Linked DNA regions of Homo sapiens: all the other regions are linked to region 1. The links are chromatin loops, found by intact Hi-C in ENCODE. Cell type or tissue: IMR-90. All regions are shown on one strand. Region 1 overlaps HUNK (hormonally up-regulated Neu-associated kinase). Region 2 overlaps HUNK (hormonally up-regulated Neu-associated kinase). Region 3 has its middle 21 kb from the start of MIS18A.

Region 1 (2,500 bases):
GGCGGGTGGTTCACCTGAGGTCAGGAGTTTGAGACCAGCCTGGCCAACATGGTGAAACTTCGTCTCCACTAAAAATACAAAAATTAGCTGGGCATGGTGGTGCATGCCTGTAATCTCAGCTACTTGGGAGGCTGAGGCAGGGTAATCACTTGAACCTGGGAAGGGGAGGTTGCAGTGAGCTGAGATCACACGACTGCACTCTAGCCTGGGCGACAGAGAAAGACTCTGCCTCAAAAAAAAACAAGCCCAGAGGTGGGAGCGACAAAAGGGAGGTCAATATGTCTGAAGAACTGTGAGCAGGACAGGGGGTAGGAGAGATGGGCGAGCAAGTCCCGCAAGGAGCACAGGCCAGGCAGCAGGATGGAGCTTCACACAGAGGGCGATGGGAAGCTAAGGGCAGGAGGATGGGGCATAAATGAGTCGCAGAGCCAGAATGTGAGCTCTGTGAGGGCAGGACGTGGTTTTCTTCTCTTCTCAGCACCGCAGTGAATTTTGGTAAAGGCCACTCTGACAGTTTGTGCAGAAAAAAACAGAAGGAACAGAGATGGAAAGCCAGGCCCCAAAGAATCCCTGATGACATACTCCTGGGCCTGTCACCTATACATGCCATCCAATACTCAGGCATGATTTCATAAGGAAGGCACGGTGGAGACAGCAGGAGGAACACTGACTTTCAGAAGCTTGATAACTCACATGGACCAGACATCGATTTTGGGGCCGTATTTCTTCCTGGCGAGCAGTTCAGGTGCAGCGTAGGCAGGGCTGCCACACTGTGTGCTGAACGGATCCGAGTAACCCAGGATCCCTGCGCAGTTGCTCAAACCAAAGTCTGCAAAGAGAGGTGAACAAAACAAGCTCCGAATTAGAAAACTGCGGAAATGAAGAGGGAGGAACAAAAGGAAAAATAAAAAGGGCAGCAGGAAAGGAAACATTCTCTCAGGCTAACACATCATTTAGCATCCTAAAGAAAACTGTAGCAGCTGCAAACCATAACGTCTGGATACGAGACTCAAGGCAAAAGAATTCCCTGGCTTAGCTGAGAGCATTTGACATCGGGCCTCACTGTTAAAGCCAGTTAGAGCAAACAGTATGCTGAACTAAAACCTATTTCCATCCAATCTTGTAAATGAGTCATCCAGGAAAAAAAGAGAGAATTCGCTTTCTAGGATGAAGGCAGGAAGAAAGAACAAGCAGAGGGGATTTGAGTTAGCTCCCAAGCTGCCAAGTGGGGAAAAGATGAGGGAAGATTGATTCTCTCTGGCTGCCTGTGTCACCCTCAGTGACATGCAATCCAGCCACTTACAGTTGACTTTTTCAGCTGAATGTTTTCGTTTCATGAAAGTCTTTTAAAAATTCCCCCTAAGTTATGCAGCACATATAGTGACTTGAAGAGGGGAAAAATACACCCAACAGTTTAAACAACCCTGAATGCTGGCTGGAAAAGTAGCACCAGAAAGATGGCAATGCAAACTAGACTAAGCGACCTCATGGCACTGCTTTGTTCCTGGATGATTAAGATGCCCAGGAAGAGGGGGGAGAAAGCCCACTGCATCGAGTGACTTTGGGTCTATTATGCCTTCTGCGCCATGTTTATCTTTTGATCTTAAAGATACTGAAACTGACAGGTAATTAAAGAGCTGTTACTGTTATGCCCTCATCTGAATCTTTCCTTAATCTTTGTTGATCTCAGAATTAAGATCGCAGCTCATCCTTTGAACTTCAATGTAAATATTATGGTCCATCCCCCACAAACAGAAGACTCGGGCTGCAGGGCTCAGGCAGAGACAGGCTTCCAGTCTTGAACAAAACTCTCGCACTTTCTCAATCGGCAGTATTTATGTCCAGTTTCACGAATGTATTCTCACCTCACTCTAACATGTCTCCACCTGCAAGGCACATGACCATTAGGAACGTTGTAGGAAATCTCAGGGAAGGAGAAATACAGTCCAGTCTGTGAAGTTAATTGCACACCATGGATCAAGATGTCACAGCCAAAATGTTTTCCAAAAGTCATTGCGTTAAGCTTTTCTAAAAAGAATCTCATCTAAGCAGAGCTCAGAAAACTCTTGAAGACTCTAAATATCACCCAGACTCTTCAGCCCAAACTATAAGAGGGAATGGCAAGCAAACCAACCAGGCATGCTGCATGTCCAAACACTGAGCTCTTCTTTTGTTTTTTTATGATTCCATATTTCTCCCTTAACCTCCCTCCCCTTCTCCTCCTTGACTCCCTTACTCTTCCCTCCCCAACCCTCCCCCCACACCCCATTTCCTTTCCCATCAACCCAGCCAGACCCATAGACCCCACAAACCCTGTCCCAGATAAGTCCTTCAGGAGTCATGGGTGTGGGACTGTCTCTGGATTCCCACCTTAGGAGGAGATATCAGTTAAAAAGAACCTGAGAAACCCTGTTCTCAGACCCCACCCCTCAGGATCACTGAAACGGGAAGAAAAGGGGGTGAATATTTTTATAAGAAGAAAAATCTGCCGGGGACAGTG
Region 2 (2,500 bases), 55 kb after region 1:
TCTCTCTCTCTCTCTCTCTCTCTCTCTATATATATATATATATATTTTTTTTTTTTTTTAACCAAATTCTCATTGAATACCATGAGGTATCTTTGTCACCATTTTGCAGATACAGAAGCTGAAGTTTAGAGTTTTTGAACACTGTGCCCAAGATCACACAGATACCAAGTAGCAGAAAGCAGATAGGAGTCCCAAGCTGTCAGCCCCCACAGCCTGTGCTTTAGTACATAACACCAACAGGTTAAATCATTATGTAACGGATTAGAATATATAGTCAAATATCCCTACCCAATGCAAAGATTTTTCTGCAGACAACTATGAAACACTGGACCCACTGATCATTTATAAGACAAAACCAACAACAAGCCCTCTAGTTTACTTATGCATAAAAGCAATAAGAGAAAACTAAAGATAAAAGACTACTGGATTGGTTAGACAAAACACAAAATTTCCATGTGCCTTTGCCCCCTTCCTAAAATAAAAGCACCATAAGATGAATCAAAAGGCAAATGATCACCTGGGAGACAATATTCGCAACATAACAAAGTGTTAAATAAAGTTTAGCTAAAGATGCTTTCTTACATATTTTAAGTTCAGCCTAATGGTTTCTCTGCACATAGTGAACTGTAACCTCACTTGTATGTGTAAACAGGATCCTAACAGGATGTGTAAACAGATGTGCAATAATACATTTAACAGTATTATTAAATGTAACCTGCTCTTGTACCAGTCAGAGTCTGGGCCAATCACGGGTGTGTTCGTATGTTCAAATAAGGCAAATGCCAAGCTATAAGCAATCCAGCTGTTTCTTTTCTTTTTGTTTGTTTGTTTGAGACACAGTCTCACTCTGTCGCCCAGGCTGGAGTGCAGTGGCGCAATCTCCACTCACTGCAACCTCCGCCTCCTGGGTTCAAGCTATTCTTGTGCCTCAGCCACCCAAGTAGCTGGGATTGCAGGGGTGGGCCACCACGCCCAGCTAATTTTTGTATTTTTAGTAGAGACAGGGTTTTGCCACATTGGCCAGGCTGGTCTCAAACTCCTGACCTCAAGTGATCCACCCACCTCGGCCTCCCAAAGTGCTGGGATTACAGGCATGAGCCACCACATCCAGCCTGTTTCTGTACCTCACTTCCATTTTGTCTGGTTGGGGGCCAGGGCTGGGGGGTGCTCGGTTCTCAAATCATTCTTTGCTAATTAAACCGTCAAATTTAATTTGTCTAAAGTTTTTTTTTTTTTAAACAAAAGATTAAAAAGCTAATATCTGTAATCTGAAAAGAGTTTCTATAAACCAATAAGATAAACAGGAGAAAGATAGGGGAAAATTACTAGTAACAGTTCATAAAAGAAGAAACACATTTTCAATCAAGTACACAAATTATGATTAGCCTAATTATCAAAATGCTCAGTTAAAAAGTCACTTTCATATCTGTTGTGTCACTTGGTACAACCTTTCTGAAGTGCAATGTGGCAATATGTCAAAAGCCTTCCAAGTATTTATGTTAAGGAATGACTCAGAGATGAACATACAAGGATAGCAACAGCAGTATCATGTATCCAGGGAAAATTTTGTAACAACCTCAATGTCCAACAATTGGGAACTGGATTTAAAAATTACAGCAACTCCAAATAATGGAATGCTATGCATCACCAAAAATCAAACTTTAAAAGAATATTTACCGGCCAGGCGCGGTGGCTCATGCCTGTAATCCCAGCACTTTGGGAGGCCAAGGCAGAGTGGATCACCTGAGGTCAGGAGTTCGAGACCAGCCTGACCAACATGGTGAAATCCCGTCTCTACTAAAAATACAAAAATTAGCTGGGCACGGAGGTGGGTGCCTGTAATACCAGCTACTTGGAAGCCTGATGCAGGAGAATCGCTTGAACCCGGGAGACAGAGGTTGCAGCGAGCCGAGACTGTGCCGTTGCACTCCAGCCTGAGCAACAGAGCGAGACTCTGTCTCAAAAAAAAAAAAGGTATCTAAAACAGAGAGAATGGATAATGCAATGTGATTAGTATAGTAACAAGTGGCAAAGTTGACAATAAAAAAGTATGTATAAGTGGCCATGATTTAGATGGCAACTATCAAATATGAGCCCAAGACTTCTTTTGATCTGTTAAAAATCTCAACTATTCTGGAATATACCTGTGACTTAACTGATTTAAAGAATTTTAAAATTCTTAATGCTTGGTCAAAAATACTTAAAAATATATTATTTTTAAAATATTTATAGTTGATCATAGAAAAAACACTGATTTATATTAGACTTTTTAAAAATAAATGCACTGTTGAGTAATATGTCCCTTTGAAATCTGGAGGACATAATTCTAAGTCTGAACACTGGAAAGAAACTATCTGTTACCCCGCACATTCTCAGGTACTTTCTCAGCTGCTTTAATGGCCTTTATGATAAAAAGCTCATTCTTGATCTTGGAAAAAGCATCTCAGAGTAATAAATTAGGTGGGAGTAAAATAGCCATCCAGCACCTTCCCTCCAGAGA
Region 3 (2,500 bases), 310 kb before region 1:
CATTGAAAACCACCTGCTGCTTTCAGTGATCAAGAAAGAAACCTGTGGCTTTCATGAATGCGGAATCCATAAGACACAGTCAGATGCCGTCCTGGAATGGTTGCTTCCTGAAGTAGGAAGGTCCAGAGTAGGCTAGGAAGGTGTCAGGGAGTGGGCTGTCTCCTCACAGGATACTCTTTCTTAGGGGGAAATGATGACCTTGAGCTGAGGTAAGGAGGCCCTTGAGCTTGAAGATGCGAAAGAAAAGTGGCTCCCCAGCCTTCTCAGTGCTTGGGTGTGGGAAAGAATTGTAACCCCTGGGAGGCCAAGGCGAGGCAGAGAATGCCCTCCAGAGGCCTGCGGTCTTGGAGCGAGGAGGCCCTGACAGAGGAGACCTGGCCAACCCTTCCCTCGAGCCCCTGGCCACTCTCAGGGTGGGCATTGCCTGAGGCTTATCAGAAATGCAGACCCTGGCTGGGCACGGTGGCTCCCACCTGAAATCCTGGCACTTTGGGAGGCCGAGGCAGGAGGATCGCTTGAGTCTAGGAGTTCGAGACTGGCCTGGGCGACATAGCAAGACCAGCAAGACTCTACGAAAAAATTAAAAAGTTAGCAGTGGTAGCGTGCACTTGCAGTCCCAGCCACCCTGGAGGCTGAAGTGAGAGGACTGCTTGAGCCTGGGAGGTCGAGGCTGCAGTGAGCTGTTATCTTACCACTGCACTCCGTCCTGGGCAACAGGCCTATCTCTAAGTAAGTAAGTAAGTAAGTAAATAAATAAATAAATAAATAAATAAATAAATAAATAAATAAAATGCAGACCCTCACGCCTCATCCAGGCCCGCTGAACCAAACCTGTGCTGCTGCAACAAGATGCTAGGTGGTCCCCAGGCACGTTCAAGTGTGACACGAGCTGACTTAGGGGACAGTTCTTCCCGGCTTTCTTGAATAAAATGGTTCTTTTATATGTTGGTGCGTTTTGGTGTGATTACTAATTTTGCTGAGTACCGTAGTCATTTTTTCAGTGTCACTGTTTGACATGCTGTAAAGTAGGTTAGTATCACTCTCAGGCTGTGAGTCGGACTTTTTGTTTTGTTTCCCCAATCAGGCCACAAGGGGCCGCATTTCACCATGTAAACATTCATCGTGTCCAGCCTGTTCACAACCACAGTGGGAAACTCAGTAGCTGCAGGAGGCCCTGTCCAACAGGAAGGTTGCCTCATTGCAACCTGACTTTATCCCTTCACTCCTGTAACCAACATTCTTAATTAAAATAAAATAATAGTCAAGGCCCCCCGTCCCCGATGCAGCCCCCATCAGACTGCTAACAGCTTTTTCGGTATTCGTCCCTAAAATTGCTTACATCTACACTTGCACAGGATTTTCCCCAAGGCACTAGCATTCTACACTGGAAGTTAATTATGTTTTCTCTTTCAGTCGTTTTCTGTTTTCATGACTCAGATTTGTTACTAAATCCCCTCCCCCAATGCTTTCTGAGTCCTTAATGCTGTGTTTGCCAGCTCAGTTTGGAGTTGCCGGCTGAGAGGTGGCAGTCTTCCGGAATAAGGACATTTCTGATCACCTTGCTAATGTGTCTGACTCACACGAGACTTGGCAGGAACCCTCTATCTGTATTAATGCTATAGATTCCTTTGGAAAGATTAAGGAACAGTGCTATCTTGTTATGGGTCAAGACATCCAAAGCACATTATTTAGACGACAACATTGTCCAAAGCTTTAAAGTGAACTCAGGCAACTACATTTTATGCCAGACTTCCATTTGCTGAAACAGATTAAAAAAATACTCGTGCATTAAGTGATTATGCAGAGGCAAAGTGGTAGTTCTGTGAGGTTCCAGCACACTGGGAGTCCTGGAGCCTTGGGGTGTGTGTCCTACGGAGCCTCCAACAACTGGAGCAATTTCACATCCCTGGCGTCCATCTCCCAGGCTAGGTTTCCTCATCTGTAGAAAGAAGGGGTTGGATTAGGATGCTCCGTAGGTTTCCTTTTAAAAGTAATCTAAAAAAGCAATCAGAAATGTTTTGTTATTTTAATTAGGTATTGATTTGAAATGGAAACCTCGATTGATAGCTGATAGAGGCTCATCTAAGGCATTTGTAATCTGATGGACATAGACAATATTCTGCCCATTAGAGAACCAAGACCACAAAAGAAGCTTAGAATAGAAGAGCCGCCCACATTTGCTGCTGCTGTGTAATGAACAGTTGTAGGTGGCACCAGGTGCATGTCTTGAAGAAATTCTTGAATCAGCTCATGGAATTCTGAACTGGATTAAAACATGGGCACGTGAACATTTTATTTAACAGCATCTCTGGCTGCCAACATTTCACCAAGAATCTTCATTATTAAAGTGCACTGGTTATTCCTTTTGCCATCATTTGAGTTACTCTCTGTGAAGAAGACAGATGTCTTGCTATAGTCATTTCACTTGCTCAAGTTCCCCTGTCCTCTCTCCTCAATCGCTATGTCCCCCTTAGCGAAGCCATAACCAGTCGAAACTTAA

What was found. Peaks named below come from ENCODE experiments on the same cell type or tissue, not always from the same donor. Only the 100,000 strongest peaks of a DNase experiment are listed, where the experiment ranks them.
Region 2: a loop joins it to region 1, with 3.0 times the contacts of the local background. A loop is called at or near these places in 2 of 110 quality-filtered maps.
Region 3: it touches region 1 in a loop (4-fold over the local background); 2 of 110 quality-filtered maps call a loop at or near these places.

Annotation. Positions count from the first base shown.
Region 1 is chr21:31,944,365-31,946,864 of GRCh38, reverse strand. HUNK (hormonally up-regulated Neu-associated kinase) reads right to left here. Exons shown (of 11, transcript NM_014586.2): 4 at 694-829. Among named protein-coding and RNA genes, the nearest start is that of HUNK, 73 kb to the right of the region's middle. In IMR-90, no CTCF peak of the experiment used is centred here; a DNase peak (open chromatin) is centred at 1,044; H3K27ac peaks cover 1,752 bases.
Region 2 is chr21:31,889,708-31,892,207 of GRCh38, reverse strand. All of the region lies in intron 1 of HUNK (hormonally up-regulated Neu-associated kinase), which reads right to left. Among named protein-coding and RNA genes, the nearest start is that of HUNK, 18 kb to the right of the region's middle. In IMR-90, no CTCF peak of the experiment used is centred here; a DNase peak (open chromatin) is centred at 1,517; H3K27ac peaks cover 596 bases.
Region 3 is chr21:32,257,125-32,259,624 of GRCh38, reverse strand. It overlaps a transcript of MIS18A not described here. Among named protein-coding and RNA genes, the nearest start is that of MIS18A, 21 kb to the left of the region's middle. In IMR-90, a CTCF peak has its summit at 1,087 (motif pointing right); a DNase peak (open chromatin) is centred at 1,114.